6 separate regions of the Homo sapiens genome follow, and regions 2, 3, 4, 5 and 6 are each linked to region 1. A link is a contact called in ENCODE Hi-C or POLR2A ChIA-PET data. All regions are on one chromosome and are shown on one strand. The core of a region is the stretch at or near the end of the contact, and the rest is flanking DNA. Distances in the headings are between cores, read along the strand shown. Region 1 holds the start of CDC7 (cell division cycle 7). Region 2 holds the start of TMED5 (transmembrane p24 trafficking protein 5). Region 3 holds the start of MTF2 (metal response element binding transcription factor 2). Region 4 holds the start of DIPK1A (divergent protein kinase domain 1A). Region 5 holds the start of EVI5 (ecotropic viral integration site 5). Region 6 overlaps EVI5 (ecotropic viral integration site 5).

Region 1 (2,627 bases), core at 45-2,544:
CAATGTGGTGAGTAGAGATAAGAACACAGATACAAAAGAGAAATTTAATTTGGGCATCATCAAATTTCTGCATTCTTAATTACCAATACTGAGACCATAGCAACTTCAACCGTAAAACAGGTTGTATTACAGTCTTCCAAATCGCAATTCAGTCCTACATTTAGATCATACGAAGCTCTGTTTTAACACTGTCCTATAGAAACATACAATTCACTTTATAAGATTCAATCTTATTTTTTGAGAGGAATTGAAAACACAGAATTGTTGCCTGAAAAATCTTTATAACTGTACATCTTTGGATTTAAACACGTACCTGCAAGTTTAAAATTCTGCTCGTTTTTTTTTAAAGAGCCTTCAGCCTGAAACCGGTCACGCTGGGGAGAAAAAGCCATTGGCTCATCCATCTGAATCCCCAAAGACGCCTCCATCACAAGCCAATTGAGATGCAAAATGCCAGCTAAGGGGTTACATCCACAGGGGGAGCAAAGCAGCTGTGAAAATTAGAACACTAGAGAAATTTAGATCACTCGCTAAACCACGCACTAAAAACATGCTACTGCCCCCCAAAGGGGCAAACATTTTCAAACGCACGATGTGTCCAAACCTCCACAGTAGGGCATACTGTGGCCTTGTCTAAGGAATTCCATGTGCTTTATTTTCACCTATCAGAAACACCGGCAGGGGGCTGCAGGGAGAATTTCCCGGCTTGGGCACCCGCGCAGCAGCAGGCGCAGTGGGAAACGGCGAGGCTGCCAGTCCGGCACAGCCAGCGGGACCGCGTGGGGGAGGGGCCGAGCGCCGGGGGCGGTTTGAAGTCAGGAAAAGAACTGAGGGAGAAAACCTTTTCGCCACTGACAGGAAGCGCCAGGAGGCTCGTCCAAGGCCCCAAGCAAGTTGACGGAGAACTGATACGACCCTGGCCACGAGTACTGGGCGGAGGAGGAGAAGGGTGAATGAATGGGAATCCGCCGGCCAGCGCTGGCCGCGAGCTCAGCCGGGAAGGACCGGCTTCCCTCGGGCCAGAGACCGAACCAGATGCTTAGTGCGCAGGCGCGCGACTTTCCCGCCGCAGGTCGGAGGGATCCGAAGGGGGGCGGGAAAAGGAACTGCACGGCGAGAAAACCGAAGTCACGATCCAGAATTCGTTCCTAATCCCTCACAATCCCGCGCCATGGAACAAACCGTCGGAAACTCACGGTTTAAGGGAGTACGACTTCTGTGGCTCCCCAGATGCCTGGGTCGCCGTCTCCAAGAGATCCCCACCTACCGAGTCGATCGGATGCGCCTGCGCAACACTTCCCGCCGCCGCTCTGGTTGCACATGCGCACACTAAAGCCCTCGACCCCGCGGATTCCGCTACTGGGCGTTTGCGCAAGAGGGTGGGGTTTCTTCCCGCCGCCTTGGCCAGCTAGAAGAGCGGTTACGGGAATGAAGCCCGTGGATGATCTTAAAAAACAGGGTGAACCATAAGGCTAAGGGCCCAGCATGATTTCCAGGAAAGAAGCTAGCTCAGAGAAGGAAAAATCTCAGGTGCTGACACATCCCTATATACGTGGCCGGCCGCACAACACATTGGGCACTCCATGGATAAAAGGCACTTTCTTGACTCTGCTTTTATTTCCTTTTCGTTGAGTGCCCTACTTCCCCGTTAAAAACAAGCAGAAAATGTAATTGCTGATTGTTTGTGGCTGTGTTAGTAGAAATTAGCACAGTGGCAGGAAGGCAGTGTATACTATTTACTGAGCCCTTGGCTATGAGGTAGGTGGGTTTTTCTAGGGGCTGGAATCATAGTGAGCAAGATAAACACCATCCCTGTAGGAAGCTAAATTCCAATGAAGCGATGACAATAACGGATGAATAAATGAACAGTATTCTTTCCGGCATTGATTACTACTTGAGGGAAATACTGACCAGGAAGGTGGCATCTAGATGGTCAGGGAAGCCCTCTCAAAGAGACCTGGATGAGAAAGAGCTGGTAGGGAGACTGTTGTCCTGGCAAAGAAAGGATAGGGCAAATGCAGAGAGAAAGAGGAACTTGGTATGTTGCAGGGGCAGGGCAGGAAAGGCCAGTGTGGGGGAAGCATAGTGAGTGAGCCGCAAGATAGTCCCAGATAGATGAAGGTGGAGAGTTAGGCAGAAGCCAGACCAGGGTCCTTGAAAGCCAGGGTAAGAAGTTTAGTGTTTGTTCTGAGTACAATTGGAAGCTATTTGAAAGTTTTAAAGCAAGGGAGTAATATGATCTATCTGTTATGAAGAGAATGGATTGTAGAGGGGCAAGTGTGGAAGCAGAGGAAATAGGATGCACTTTATGTTTAGGAGAAACATAATGGTAGTTTGGACCAGAACAATGGCGGAAGAAATAAAAGAAAGAAGACAATGGGATTTGGTGATTGGCTATGGAAAATGAAGAAAAGGGCATCATCAACAGTGAATCTTAGGTTTTGGGCTAGCATATGTGTGGGTGGTAGTGCCACATAGAAGGGAAGTCTGTGAGGTAATGGTTTTTGATTGAGTGAGGTGGAAGAGAGTAAATCAAGGATTCTAGTGTGGATACCGAGAAAGAGAAAAGCAGACCTTGACATCCAGGAGATGGCCTGGTACTACCAGCTTGGTTTGCTGTTGCTTTG
Region 2 (2,627 bases), core at 35-2,534, 1.7 Mb before region 1:
TTGCAGTGAGCCGAGATCGCGCCACTGCACTCCAGCCTGGGCGACAGAGTGAGACTCGGTCTCAAAAAAAAAAGAAAGAACTCCCTAACTCTTCTGCAGTAGCAATGAATATATTTGATACTAAAATGTTTTCATTTTCCTAGTGGGACATTTACTGTCAAATGAATGTCCTTAACTTCAATTTACAGTAGTTACCCAAAAAAGGCTATCTTCACTGACTATGCATACCTAGAAAAGCACATCATCCTACTCACCGACCTTAACAACATCATCTTTCGGCCCTAATTAACAATGTGTTTGTAGGTTTGCACACGCACACCCATCAAACGAAGGACAAGTGTTCTTTTATACCCTATGTATGTGATACAATGGGCTGTAGTCGAAAAAGATTCCTCATTTTGGAAAGAAGTCATAACTTTATGTAGTAGTCTCCTGTCTCAAGATCGCTTGACACAGCTAATCTTACATCCGTCTGAAAGAAGCGGGGGCGGGGGTGGGGGACGGAAGTGACAGTTTCCTCTTTTTTTTTTTTTTTTTAATTTTATAGAGACAGTGGCTCGCCATATTGCCAAGGCTGGCCTCGAACTCCTGGGCTCAAGCAATCCTTCCGCCTCGACATCCCAAAGTGCTGAGGTAACAGGCGTAAGCCACTGCGCCCGGCCTCCTATTTTTCATCAAATAAAATACAACCGTTCAGAGCAGCATGCTCAGCAACCACGAGGACCAGTCCCAGCGCATCCAAGGTGCCGGGAGGGAAAGGAACAGAACTCCCCCAGGTAAGCCGGTTTCCCCACGCCAAGGCGCAGTCGCTCACCACCCAAATCGTCGCTGGGGAGAGACCCACCCGGCGACTGCGCGCTTCGCACTCGAGTCTGCGTTAGGAAGCCTCTGACCCTTTCCCGGGCCCCTGCGCGTGGAAGCCTCGGACACAACTCGGAGAACCAGCGAACCCCGGCAGCACAGAATTCGAACCGCCGCGGGAGCCGTTGGGACGCGCCTACCCGGTCACTGCCCCGCCCCGGCGCAGACTGCGTGAGGCGCCGCCGAAGGCGCGGGGCTTGCCGGGGATCGTGGTCGGCGAGCGCGCCCGAGCCCACTAGCGGAGCCCGCCCGGGACTACATTTCCCACAATTACCGCCATGATGCCCATTGGTGGGGGAAGCCATGGGAACCGGAGGCCGTCAGGGGGAGAGGCGGGCGGCGCTCACGCCTGGCCTGAGGGGGCCGAGACTGAGGCGGTTGCGGAATAGGACTGCTAGCCCCGCCCAGAGTCCCTACCCTTTGGAGAACTGCGCTTCTCTTTCGGAGGGAGTGTTCGCCGCCGCCGCGGCCGCCACCTGGAGTTTCTTCAGACTCCAGATTTCCCTGTCAACCACGAGGAGTCCAGAGAGGAAACGCGGAGCGGAGACAACAGTACCTGACGCCTCTTTCAGCCCGGGATCGCCCCAGCAGGGATGGGCGACAAGATCTGGCTGCCCTTCCCCGTGCTCCTTCTGGCCGCTCTGCCTCCGGTGCTGCTGCCTGGGGCGGCCGGCTTCACACCTTCCCTCGATAGCGACTTCACCTTTACCCTTCCCGCCGGCCAGAAGGAGTGCTTCTACCAGCCCATGCCCCTGAAGGCCTCGCTGGAGATCGAGTACCAAGTAAGTGCGGAGGATAAACCAGCCTCCTTCCTTTAACCCAGCTGCACTGCGTTGTCGCCTCTCACCCGTTTAGAAACTTCTGGTGGACGGCCCTGGTGGTGAAGAGGCGAGGGCCGTTCAGGAAGCCAGCCCGCTCCGCGCAGGCGCGCGAGGCGAGGCGAGGCTCTCGCTGGGGCCGGGGACCCAGAACTTAGGCTGGACCTGGAATTGATGACTACCCGCCTTCTCCCCTTTCCTCCGGTGGGAAGGAGGCCAGAACTGGTGATGTCGCTGGCTTTTCTCTTTGTTTCCTAATTCGCCCACTGCTTTTCTTAGCCACTACACGCTCTCATACTGAGAATTTCACAATGCAGAACTGATACACGTTCTCCTTCATCATTGGACAAGGTGATGACACTTGTTTGAATCACCCCCACCCCTTTCACACAGTTCAGATGTTACAAATCACTGTCTTTGCTTCAGTTAAGGGTTTTTGGATTATGATCGTGTAATTGGCATTAAGCCCGATTTTGAAATTTTTTGGAAGACGCTGTTGCTATATTTAATGATACATTTCCGTTTAAGTTATATATCCATTATTTTCAAAAGATCAAATCGTATATTAAAACTTTATAACCTTTCTTTTCATTTTTTCATTGAGCATTGTAAGCATTTCCCTCGTGTCATTGTTTTTTTTTTTTTTTTTTGAGACGGAGTCTCGCTTTGTTGCTCAAGCTAGAGTTGGAGTGCAGTGGCGCTATCTCGGCTCATTGCAACCTCCGCCTCCCGGGTTCAAGCGATTCTCCTGCCTCAGCCTTCCGAGTAGCTGAGATTACAGACGTGCGCCACCATGCCCAGCTAATTTTTGTATTTTTAGTAGAGACGGGGTTTCACCATGTTGGCCAGGCTGGTCTCGAACTCCCGACCTCAGGCGATCCACCCGCCTCGGCCTCCCAAAGTGCTGGGATTACAGGCGTGAGCCACCATGCCTAGCATGTTTTCTTT
Region 3 (2,627 bases), core at 68-2,567, 1.6 Mb before region 1:
TACTGACCTCACATGGTGCCTTCCTATGTATTACACACAGGCCTAGCTAGGTTTTCACATTTAAGTTAGTGTTACATGGTTTCTATCTTTAACCAAAGTTAAATGTTTTAAAGAATAGAGTAACATTCCATAAGCCTTTTCCCATTGTTCACAAACCCTTGCTGTTAGTCAGATTACCCCGATAAATCCATCTGTTCCCTCTAATTGCTTCCAAAGAAAAATTCTAGCAACCAAGGACACCAGATTGTAAAACACAGAGTTAGAGTTCTGGCACTACCGAAATATGTTAAGAAATCTTGGCAAATTGGTTAAAATTCCTTGAGCCGTAATTACCTCAGTTGTAAAAATGAATACAATACAAATCTACATCCTAGACGTAGATTATATGAGTTAGGTTTAATTAAACACAAGAAAAGCCTCATATTTTTGGTGAGCTCCAAATATAAGCTACCTAGCTTTCCCCCATCTCACTTTCCCTCCCACCGCTTCCCTTTAAGCTTTCAGGTTGTGCTTCCAACCTCCACTTCAGTGTGTTCCCCTTATCCTTACCAGCACTTACACTCGACCCCCTTTACTCCAATTCCATACAATTCCACCCTCCGATTCCAAGCTGCTACTTCCCTTTGCGCACTGCTAAGGTCCCAGGCAGCCCTCCACTCTGCTCCCCACATTTCCCTCAGCCCCCATTTCCCAACGGCTCCTCCTCTCGGCTCCCCACCCCCTCGTCACCAGGTTCATCCTGCCCCTCCAACCGTCTCCCGCCCCCAGGTTCCTTCCTGCCCTCCAAACACAGCTTCCCCGTCTCAACGTTTCATCTTGTTCCTCCAACAGACTCCCCCAACGACCTCCTCGCTCCTTTAGTCCCTATTTTCTCCCAACACTCAACTGACTACTCCTCTTCATCCATTCTTTTCAATATACACATAAATGCAAAGGCACCCACATACAGGAGCCCCCACCCCCACCTTGGTCCTCCATCTTTCCCTTTTATACTTGCTTCCTTTCTTCCTCCTTCCCCCAACCCCCATCTCCTCCGGAAGAGTCGGTTCCCAGGCCAAGGTCTCTCACCTCATTCGGTCACTTCAGTGGTGCCAACCGCTTCATACAGGAAAAAACAACCAATCCGTCCCCGTGGGCGCTTCCCCTGCGAGTCCGAGCACTTACTGGGCACCCGCCCCACCGGGTACCCGGCACATATGCACGCACAAACCGAGGTCCTTGGAGACAAGGGTTGGGGGTAGAATGAGCGTTCTTACACCGGCCTCAAACACAGCCCACTTCAATACAGCCCCTCGCCATTTTGGTTTCCCGCGGACTGCCGGTGCATTCTGGGAGCGCGGAGCGACTCCGGTGCCGAATGGCAGCTCTCCAAAGCCGCGGGGGGGCAGGGACTGCGCGGCGAGCGCGGAGGAACACCGCGCCCTGCGTCCCCGACTGGGGCTGAACAAAGAAGGACTCTTTAACGTTGCAGTGAGGCTCAGTCCTTCCGCCGCCGGGGCTAACACAATAGTGAAAGCTGCGCTCCTGATCGTCGGCAGGCTGGCACTGTTATACAGGAAAAGGGTCGTGTGCGACCTTCGGTGTGCGTGGTCGTAACGGTGCTCTGTGCATCTTGCTGGGCCGATTTCTTTTCCCTGGAGAAAACCTTAACTGAAGCACGTTTCCTCTACTTTCATCCTAAGGCCTGCTGTTAGAATTTCCTTCAGAGGGGAGAAGACCCAGGATGTCGAGATTAAATTTTATTCAGCGATTCACTGTCCAGTCCCAAACTCCTTATCAGGAGCTGCTTTTATGAAAGACTTTCAGACGATTTTTTTCCTAACGATGAAAGGTTGTTTTCTGTTTACCCGCTTTGCAGTCCTTCCTAGTTGTAATGAAATCTGAGAATAGTCCCCTGCAAAATGGTTTAAGAAAACAGAATTGTTTATTAGTGCAGACCCTTAGCCTGCCCAGATTCTGCTGCCTACAGGGGTCCCAACTGACAAGCTGTGAGATTGTATGCTTGTCTCTTTAACTTACACCTAGATACAACCCAGCTCCTCTTAGTAGCCACGTGTGGAATCTTTATTTATAATTTCGTCAAAATATTTTTAAAGCCATTTTATATTTTTGTCCCATATTATGCCACAGGGATAGTGAACACCATATTTTTTCTGTCTCTGAAAAAGTACCTTTTGTGGTCTAAGCTCATTTGGCTCATACTTCAAAAGGGGTTCCCTCAGCCTGTGATCTCAGAATTTGGCAAATAAGCATATTCGTTTTATCCAATACCATTCAATACTTTAAATATTGTGGTCATACCCTTCCACTCCTCTGCTTCTCCTGAATAATAGTCCTAATCTTTTAAGTCTGTCTTCTTACTGTACCCTCACTGTATCTACTTACCTACTACCTTTCAGGTTTCACTTTATTTCAATTCTCATCATCGTCTCTCATAAATTCGTCTTAAGTGACCTTCATACGTTGGCTGAGGAAAATTTTGACTTAAAAAAAGCAGATGCAGCCGGGCGCGGTGGCTCACACCTGTAATTCCAGCACTTTGGGAGGCCGAGACAGGCAGATCACCTGAGGTCGGGAATTCGAGACCAACCTGATCAACTTGGAGAAACCCCGTCTCTACTAAAAAT
Region 4 (2,627 bases), core at 55-2,554, 1.5 Mb before region 1:
GGTTTAAAACCTGTGTCTGTGTGTGGGTTGAGGGAAGGGGCAGACATGAAGGTATCTCTTCAGAACAAGGCACCTGAACAAGGCTTATGCAAAAACCAAGTGAGAATGAGTAATGGTTTGCTTCTGGGGAAACCCCTTCTCAGAGCAACAGGCCGGAATGAGCTCTAACGGGCCACCTAAACTTTGTTAGCATCACGCTTAAACGTGGTAGGTGGGGTAAAAAGCAGCCAAAAAAAAAAAAAAAAAAAAAAAAGCTGCTTCTTCCATTACAAGTCACTTGGATCAACAGCTGTTCTCCCACTAGGGTGGCTCTTTTTTCCCTTATTTGGAACTCATTGTCAAAAGAAAGACACCACACCCTGTGTTATGTAGCCTTAACCAAGCAGCAGGCCACGTCCCAGGCTCCCTGCCTTCAGGACTGTATTTAATTCGGTGTTTTTGTTTTTGTTTTCTTTTGAAATCAGTGTTCCTGGACGGGGCCAGGAAAACTCTGAAGCTGTCTTAAAAACAATATAAACCAAAAAAGTCGGAATTTTTTAAAAGTACATTTTTAAAAAAAGTTGTAGGCCGTTAGAGGCGAACTGGAGCGTGGTAAGGGGGGCACCGAGTTCAGCAGTGGGGCGCCCTGTCCGCGTTCGAAGCTGAGCCCAGTCCTGGGGGGATGCCCCGGTCTGCGTCTCCAGCTGCGGCAGACACCCCCTTCCCCCGACCGCCACCAAGGGCGAGGGAGGACGAGCCAGTCCCCAGGGAAGGAGCCCCAAGCTTCCCTTGAATTTCCAAACAACCCGTCCAGACACGTCCTGACTCCAGGAGAAGAGTCCATGGGGAGCGTCGGTGCTGCCGGGGCGGGTGGCGGGACGCGCAGCTGGGCGCAGCGCGGGGAGCCGGAAGCCGGAGCAGACTGCGAGGCCAGCGCGGTCCGGGGGTCGCCGCATCAGCCAGCGAGAAGCACGCCCCAATCCGCGCCGAGCGTGCGACACCCCCGCTGCCGCGGCGCCCCCTCCCGCCTCCGCGCGCCTCCCCTTTAAGCTCCAGGCGCAGTCGATTTGTGTCGGCGGAGGCGAGGTGCGACTCCCCTTTATGGCGGAGTCGGCAGCAGCCTCTCTGACAGCCGCGGCGGCCGGCGGGCGAACAGGGCAGGAGGCTGGGCCTCTGGCCTCTCGCCGCCTTCACTGCAGCCGGGCCGAGGGGAGCGCGGCGCGCGCCGCGGCGGGGGCGGGGGAGTGGGCGGGCCCGGCCGGGCAGGGGGCGGGGAGGCGGGGGGAGGCGGGGAGCCCGGCCGCCAGCGCTCGGGTCCGCCTCTGACTGCAGCGCGGCGGGGCGATGTGTGATTACCATGGCGAGGAGTCTCTGTCCGGGGGCCTGGCTAAGGAAACCCTATTACCTCCAGGTAGGCCGGCGGCCGCCCAGCCACCAGCTGCGGGAGCACCCGGCCGTGTGCCCTGCCGCGCCGCGCAGGACTCGCCCGCTCCCCTCCTCCCTCCCTGGGTCTGTGCCCGCCCGAACCCCGCTGCCCCCTGCCGTCCGGCACCTGGCGGCGCGCCCTCCCCAGCCCCCTCAGCGGCTCTGCCGACGCCCCCCACCGCGGCCCTCGCGGCTCCCGCGCCGCGGCCAGCCGGGCTCCAGGGCCCGAGTCGTCCCGCCCGGGTACGCCCTCGCATCCTGAGAGCCCCGAGACGTGACCTGGGTACGACCCCGCGCTCCGGGCATTGCCCGCAGCCCTGCGCCGCTCCAGGCGGAGCTCGACGGGCCGCCTTCTCCCTGGTGTTTTCGGGGCTTTCCCCCCTCCCCCGTGGGCCCCCGCAGGTCGGTTGCCCTTGACTCAGTGTCTTGGGTCTTAAGTCGGTGGTAGGAAAGGTGGTGTAGCATTCCTCCGTGTCTTAGAAAATTATGACAATTTGTCACACCAGTGTTTCCCCAGGCTCCAAAAAGCAGCGTGTGCCTCGTGCCGAGCCCCTTGGTTGGGTCGTTCCATCACACCCAAGATTTAAATGGGAGGTGGAGACCGATAAGCCTGAACCAGGCGGATGGGTGTTTGCTTTTTAAAGGAAAGGGGCTAGTGGCTGGTCTGTGGATCCCAAATACCCTAGTAATGCAAACGTAATTCTCAGTCATGTCGTGTGTACGGTTCGCGTGTTAATTTTTCATGATTTCCCGTTCCACCCTCTGTTCCGCTGCCAGTCTGTGCCTTGGAACCCTACTACTGCCTAAGTGTACTGTTTGGTCACCAGGGGGACCTAGTAGACACCGCGAGTAGCTGAGCGCAAATCCATCACTCCGATGGAAAAACAACTACAAATCAATGCCTTGCGTGGGTCAGCAGTGTTAGCCAACGCTGCATTCAGAGGACAGTATTCCTTTACCGCTTACATTAAAAGGCCAAGAGGTAGATGATTTGGGGTCAGCTGGTGCTTTTATAAATTATGAAAAAAGTTGAGAAGGTAACCATCATGAGGCAAGTAAATCTTACATTTTTGTTTGAAAATTGTATGTGTAAGTCATTACCCTGAAATGAGTGACGTATTGCAAATTGGAAGCATGATTTGACAACCCATGATATTAAGCGTGTACGAATAAAACTGAGTCTTTGTAGCAAGCACCACCAATAGTAATTGTGCACTTGAGTA
Region 5 (2,627 bases), core at 65-2,564, 1.3 Mb before region 1:
AATAAAATTGTTAATTGAAATTTCTTTAAATAATGGCACAACCTAAAGTTATGCAAACATATGCCTCAGATAAAAGTTCAAGTTTTCAAAGTTTTTAGCTGGGTGGAGGGCATGGCTTTACTTCCTATTTCTTGGTATTTCCTAATCTTGTTGAAAAAAAAGTAAGGTTTTTTTTTTTTTTTTTTTCTGAAATGCTTAGTTCAGTGGAAACCCATCTGCGAATTCTGTCTTATAAATTTAAATTTAAAAATAGGGATACTAATTTCTAGACAAATAATTCCGGAGTTTCTTGTGCTGCTAATTATTATAATTTTTGTCCCTTTTTTTTTTTGAGACAGAGTATCGTTCTGTCGCCCAGGCTGGAGTGCAGTGGCGCGATCTTGGCTCACTGCAACCTCCACCTCCGTGGTTCAAGCAATTCCCCTGCCTCAGCCTCCAGAGTAGCTTGGCTGGGAGTACAGGCGCACGCCACGACGCCGGGCTATTTTTTTTTTTTGTATTTTTAGTAGAGACGGGGTTTCACCATGTTGGCCAGATTGGTCTCCAACTCCTGACCTCAGGCAATCCGCCCGCCTCGGCCTCCCAAAGTGTTGGGATTACAGGTGTGAGCCACCGCGCCCGGCTGTCACTTCTAAACATATAATGAAAGTAATCTGTATTGCCTTTTTACTTTTTCTTGCCTGCTTTTCCTGGACCAGAAATTAATAGGCTGTTTCCGTCCCAAACAAAGTACTTTCCTTCTAAGAATGTCTTCGTTGACGCTGGAGGGCTGCCCGGCTGAATCTTACGTATTCGTGCCCATGTTCTGCCCCCTGCAGTAGTCTGCATAAACCCAATGCGAAGACACGTGTAAGAGTACATTACAATTACAAGTGTCATTTACGCGTTGATTATTGTTTTTGCGAGTGCCCTAAGGCCACCTCTGGGGGAGCTCGGGGCTGCCTTCCGAAGCATGCGCGTCAGCACCGCGTGCCAGGGCCCTGAAAGTCAGGCTCCGCGTCGGTGCGGCAGCGCGAGGCCTGCAGTCCTAAGCTCGGGGTCGCTTCGGGCCCCCGAGGGGGTGTGTCTTCTACCGTTTTAACATGGAAGGGGCGGTTCCAGTGGCCGGGGAAGTCGGCGACTTGCAGGACTGAAGGCTGGTGCTTTGAAAGAGAGGCGGAGGGCGAGAGCGATTTCCCCGCCTCCTCTGCACTCCGTCCAATCCCTTCGCCTTCTCCTTTTCTCGGCCGGCCCGCCCGGCCCCTAACCTGCTCCAACCCATTCTGCGGTAGAGGCTGCCGGGTCTCTTTAAGGCCCTCCCGCGCCTGCGCCTTGGGCTCTCCTGACGCGGCCGGGCCGGACCCCGGAGGAACCAGCTGGCCAGCTGGCAAGGGGCTGGCTGCAGTTCCGACAGCGGCGGTGCCGGGAGGGGTAGGTGAGGGTCGCGAGGCGGCCCTGAGCTTCTGAGTGAGCGTGGTGCTTTTGGGAACTCGGGACGGGCGACCCGTGGAGCCAGGAGCGGGGCCGAGGCGCTGAGACGCGGCGGCGCGGCTGCCGGCTGGATGGGAAGTTAATGTTTACGGCGAAGTCTACTCAACGTTTCCAAGGTGAGGGGCGCTGCGCCAGGCCGGGCGGGCCGGGAGGCCGGGCGGGCGGTGAGTCCGTGTTCCGCTGGCGCACAGCTGGGCCGAGGCGCGGCGGGCGGGGGCCGCCGCAAGTTTTGCTGTGGGAGCGGGGCGGGCGCGCCTGGCCCCGCCAGGGCCTAAGTTCCCTGCACTCGCTTCCTCGCCTGTCGCCGCCGCCGCCGCCCGCAGCCCTCCTTCTCGTGGGCGCTGGGGAAGAAACTCGTCGGCGGGTCTAACTGTGGCGTCCCAGGGCGGTGGAGGGACGGAGCAGCTTCGGGGGCACGTCCTCGTAAATCCCGTGGAGGACACTGACCCTGCACCCCACCCTCGAGGCCAGAAGTCGGTTCCCTTTGGGGACCTGAGGGGCGAGAGCACTCGCCCCCCTGACTTGCAAAGTTGGCGTCTTTACTTGGCCTCCGGGATTCTGCGCATGGCGTGTCTCCAGGCTGCTGATGGGCAAGACAGATGTGCCAGGTCCAGAATGAACTTGAGAAGAGTTTGTAGCCATTCCTGAATCACCTTATGACTAGTGGGGCAAGCCTCAAATTAACCTCAGGATTTCCGGTAGGTTGGATTGTGGTGTTGGTGTTTCCACTCAAAAGAGTTGCTGTGATTTCCCTGTGTCTGTCTGTCTGTCTGTCTTTGGGGCTTCTTAGATCATCTCATTTGGCATCCTTTCACCCAAGAGTTAAACCAAGCCTTTTGGAATGGTTTCCTCGCTTTCCTCCTATCTATTGCTGGTAGAGCTGCTTTCGAAAAGAAGTATTTTCTTGAAGTGGTATCTTTTCTTTGGGTTACAGTGTTGAATAATAAACTCCTTTCTTTGCCGAAAGAATGAATTCCAGTGCTTACTGAAGTTAAAGAAAAGTGATCTGCTGGTAGTTTTTAATCTTTGTTCTGAGCTGATGTAAGTAACTTTTTTTGTTTTAAAATTTTGTTAGTAGAATTTCACCAGTGTACCAGAAGCTCTTTTTCTTTTTCTTTTCTTTTCTTTTTTTTTTTTTTTTTTGACAGGGAGTCTCG
Region 6 (2,627 bases), core at 59-2,558, 1.1 Mb before region 1:
AAAAAAAAAAACAGGTTAAAAAACAAAGGCAAAGGAAATCTGAATAAACTAAGGACTTTAGTAGTAATGTATCAATATTGGTTCATTAATTGTAACAAAGGTACCACACTAATATATTAATAATAGGGGAAACTGTGGGAGGGTATGTGGGAACTCTCTATCTTCTCAATTTTTCTGTAAATTTAAAACTTTTCTAAAAAGTATCTAATTTTTTTTAAAACTAGTTTGTGAGTCCATAGTTTTTAGGAGCCATTGGAATTATATCAAATTTTAAGTATTGGTCACAAAATTGATTTGTTTCCAATTAAATTATGATTTATGAGGAATATTTTCTACCTTTTAGACCTTGTGTGAATGCTGACTTGTTTTAAGAGAGGGAGAGTGTCTTGCTCTGTTGCCCAGGACAGAGTTCAGTGGTGCAATCACAGCGTACTACAGCTTTGAACTCCTGGGATCAAGCAGTTCTACCTAAGCCTCCCTAGTAGCTAGCAATACAGGCACACCCCACCATGCCCTGCTAATTTTTAAATTTTTTGTACAGATGGGGTCTTGCTATGTTGCTCAGGCTGATCTTGAGCTTCTGGCCTCAAATAATCCTGACTCAGCCCTGCAAAGCACTGGGCTGATTTTTTTTTTTTTTTGAGATGGAGTCTCACTCTGTCTCTTAGGCTAGAGTGCAATGGTGCAATCTCGGCTCACTGCAACCTCAGCCTTCTGGTTCAAGCAATTCTCCTGCCTCAGCCTCCTGAGTAGCTGGGATTACAGGTGACTGCTACCACACCTGGCTAATTTTTAAATTTTCAATAGAGATGGGGTTTCACCACGTTGGCCAAACTGGTCTCGAACACCTGACCTCAGGTGATCTGCTCACCTCGGCCTCCCAAAGTGCTGAGATTATGGGTGTGAGCCACCACACCCGGCCTTGGGCTGGTATTTTTAAACTGTGCCTTTAGCTAGTCCTGTGTATATGTATATTTCTCTTCTGAAATGGAATTAAATCAGTCTTAATACTGAAAAATACTAGCCAAATATTTGATTTCTTTTATCCCTTATATATTTTTCAGATTTCATTATTGGTTTTTAAAAGACATTTATGTGTACTTTTACTTTTTCTAATTACTAAGAAGAATATTCAAACCTTTGTCCATGACTTTAAATTACAGGAAACTGTTTCAAAAACTTATCAGTAGTACATGATATGAGTATGATTTGTTTTTAGAAGTTTCAAATGAGTCACCTTGAAGTCATGGAGAGGCTACCGCTTACCACATTTACCATTCTGATTAATTTTTCTTTTGGCAAAGTACAAATCAGTAATAACCTACTAAAGCCTAGTGGTTGCTATTGATATTTCAGTAAGGTGATGTTGATTAATCAGAGTGATTACTTACCAAGTGTTACAGATTTACTCAAATTATTGGGTTTTCTTCTACTATAGTAATTTCATATGCAGTAATAATTTGCTTAAGACATTTTGCTTCATATGTGCGTTGAAAATATCAATGTAGAACTTAAAATTTGTATCCATGCTGCAAGTTAATGTGGTTGCCTCTGTGACCGTTGAACATAGTTTCATAATAAAGCCTGGAAAAAAAAAAGCATTATTTAACCTTTTAAACAATCAAGAGATTGCTTTTTAAATTGTCTCTAAAAAGGTTTGATTTTTTACGAAAGAGAGAGCACTTGAATATATCTTTATGTACCACCGTGTCTCTTTTTGTTAGATTTTTCATCTGTGGGTATAATATAAAATATTCTTAAAATGAAAGCTTTACGCTTGTGTTTGAGACTAAGCAACTTGCATTGTGTCATGACCCTTCTAATACCACAAACCTTCTGTAATACTACTCCCGGAGAAAAACCCACATCCTATGCATAACCTTAGATTTATTTTGAAATCTCTATGAAAAAGAACAGAGAGAGATTACTAATTGTTTCTGTTACTTCCTTTAGAGGTATGATACCTATTTGTAACCCATGTTGTAAATGTTAATAGCCAGGAGTAAAATGTTAAAATATATTAAGTAGTGGTTTCCTATCCTAAAGTTAATATGTGAAAATTTAATAACTAATTATAAGTTTCAGTTTGTTATATTAGATATCTGGAAAGAATGTAAAAAAAAAAAAAAAGAGAGAGAGAGAGAAGGCATTGGTACTTCCAGTAGCTTATACTTCTAATACCATTGGCCAGTACAATACTAGAAAATAATTGCAAATTTAAATAAGCCATCTTTTTAAAAATTTTATTCCTATTCTGATTTTTTCCTTCTATTTTAGATTTCTTTGTATTCTTTATGTAACTGATGAAGGTGGATGAAAAATCTAATTTTTTTTTTTTTTTTTTTTTTTTTTTGAGACAGAGCCTCACTCTGTCGCCCAGGCTGGAGCACAGTAGCGTGATCTCGGCTTACCGCAACCTCCGCCTCCCAGGTTCAAGCGATTCTCCTGCCTCAGCCTCTCAAGTAGCTGGGATTACAGGCACGTGCCACCATGCCCAGCTAATTTTTTGTATTTTTAGTAGAGATGGAGTTTCACCATGTTGGCCAGGCTGGTCTCAAAACTTCTGACCTCAAGTGATCCACCCACCTCAGCCTCCCAGAGTGCTGGGATTACAGGCATGAGCCACC

What was found. Hi-C counts contacts between places; a loop is a spot of excess contacts on that map. ChIA-PET counts read pairs that join two places held with the same protein, here RNA polymerase II (POLR2A). Pooled maps may share reads with other maps.
Region 2: a map with no recorded cell type shows a loop between it and region 1 (11-fold over the local background). The contact joins the promoter of TMED5 here to the promoter of CDC7 in region 1. A Hi-C loop is called at or near these places in 3 of 37 single-sample maps with no recorded cell type and 8 of 50 pooled maps. POLR2A ChIA-PET finds 5 or more read pairs at or near these places in 1 of 52 experiments (activated naive CD4-positive, alpha-beta T cell).
Region 3: a map of B cell shows a loop between it and region 1 (22-fold over the local background). The contact joins the promoter of MTF2 here to the promoter of CDC7 in region 1. A Hi-C loop is called at or near these places in 2 of 168 maps with a recorded cell type or tissue (B cell and naive thymus-derived CD4-positive, alpha-beta T cell) and 8 of 50 pooled maps.
Region 4: a map with no recorded cell type shows a loop between it and region 1 (8-fold over the local background). The contact joins the promoter of DIPK1A here to the promoter of CDC7 in region 1. A Hi-C loop is called at or near these places in 2 of 37 single-sample maps with no recorded cell type and 8 of 50 pooled maps.
Region 5: a pooled map shows a loop between it and region 1 (8-fold over the local background). The contact joins the promoter of EVI5 here to the promoter of CDC7 in region 1. A Hi-C loop is called at or near these places in 1 of 37 single-sample maps with no recorded cell type and 10 of 50 pooled maps. POLR2A ChIA-PET finds 5 or more read pairs at or near these places in 2 of 52 experiments (H1 and activated naive CD8-positive, alpha-beta T cell).
Region 6: a pooled map shows a loop between it and region 1 (5-fold over the local background). The contact joins the enhancer-like site here to the promoter of CDC7 in region 1. A Hi-C loop is called at or near these places in 1 of 37 single-sample maps with no recorded cell type and 2 of 50 pooled maps. POLR2A ChIA-PET finds 5 or more read pairs at or near these places in 1 of 52 experiments (PC-3).

What each region holds. Positions count from the first base shown.
Region 1 is chr1:91,499,518-91,502,144 of GRCh38, reverse strand. It overlaps CDC7 (cell division cycle 7), which reads right to left and starts at 1,294. Exons shown (of 12, transcript NM_003503.4): 1 at 1,197-1,294; 2 at 314-491. The coding sequence starts at 428. It overlaps LOC105378856 (a long non-coding RNA gene), which reads left to right and starts at 1,297. Exons shown (of 3, transcript XR_947599.4): 1 at 1,297-2,627. RefSeq lists an enhancer at 453-652.
Region 2 is chr1:93,179,070-93,181,696 of GRCh38, reverse strand. TMED5 (transmembrane p24 trafficking protein 5) reads left to right here and starts at 1,284. Exons shown (of 4, transcript NM_016040.5): 1 at 1,284-1,643. The coding sequence starts at 1,455. CCDC18 (coiled-coil domain containing 18) reads right to left here and starts at 973. Exons shown (of 29, transcript NM_001378204.1): 1 at 845-973. RefSeq lists enhancers at 674-883, 1,754-1,903 and a silencer at 944-1,223.
Region 3 is chr1:93,077,973-93,080,599 of GRCh38, reverse strand. It overlaps MTF2 (metal response element binding transcription factor 2), which reads right to left and starts at 1,317. Exons shown (of 15, transcript NM_007358.4): 1 at 1,069-1,317. The coding sequence starts at 1,073. RefSeq lists enhancers at 1,274-1,568, 1,505-1,754.
Region 4 is chr1:92,960,139-92,962,765 of GRCh38, reverse strand. It overlaps DIPK1A (divergent protein kinase domain 1A), which reads left to right and starts at 1,304. Exons shown (of 5, transcript NM_001006605.5): 1 at 1,304-1,390. The coding sequence starts at 1,337. RefSeq lists silencers at 944-1,023, 1,184-1,743.
Region 5 is chr1:92,783,795-92,786,421 of GRCh38, reverse strand. It overlaps EVI5 (ecotropic viral integration site 5), which reads left to right and starts at 1,314. Exons shown (of 20, transcript NM_001350197.2): 1 at 1,314-1,586. RefSeq lists an enhancer at 914-1,193 and a silencer at 1,464-1,733.
Region 6 is chr1:92,583,237-92,585,863 of GRCh38, reverse strand. All of the region lies in intron 18 of EVI5 (ecotropic viral integration site 5), which reads left to right. It also overlaps the pseudogene LOC107985727. Among named protein-coding and RNA genes, the nearest start is that of GFI1, 98 kb to the right of the region's middle. RefSeq lists a silencer at 1,246-1,395. Within about 2 kb of position 1,308, at least 8 of the 41 ENCODE cell types and tissues checked have a DNase peak (open chromatin) inside an H3K27ac peak, as active enhancers do; they include PC-3, where a contact is called at or near this core.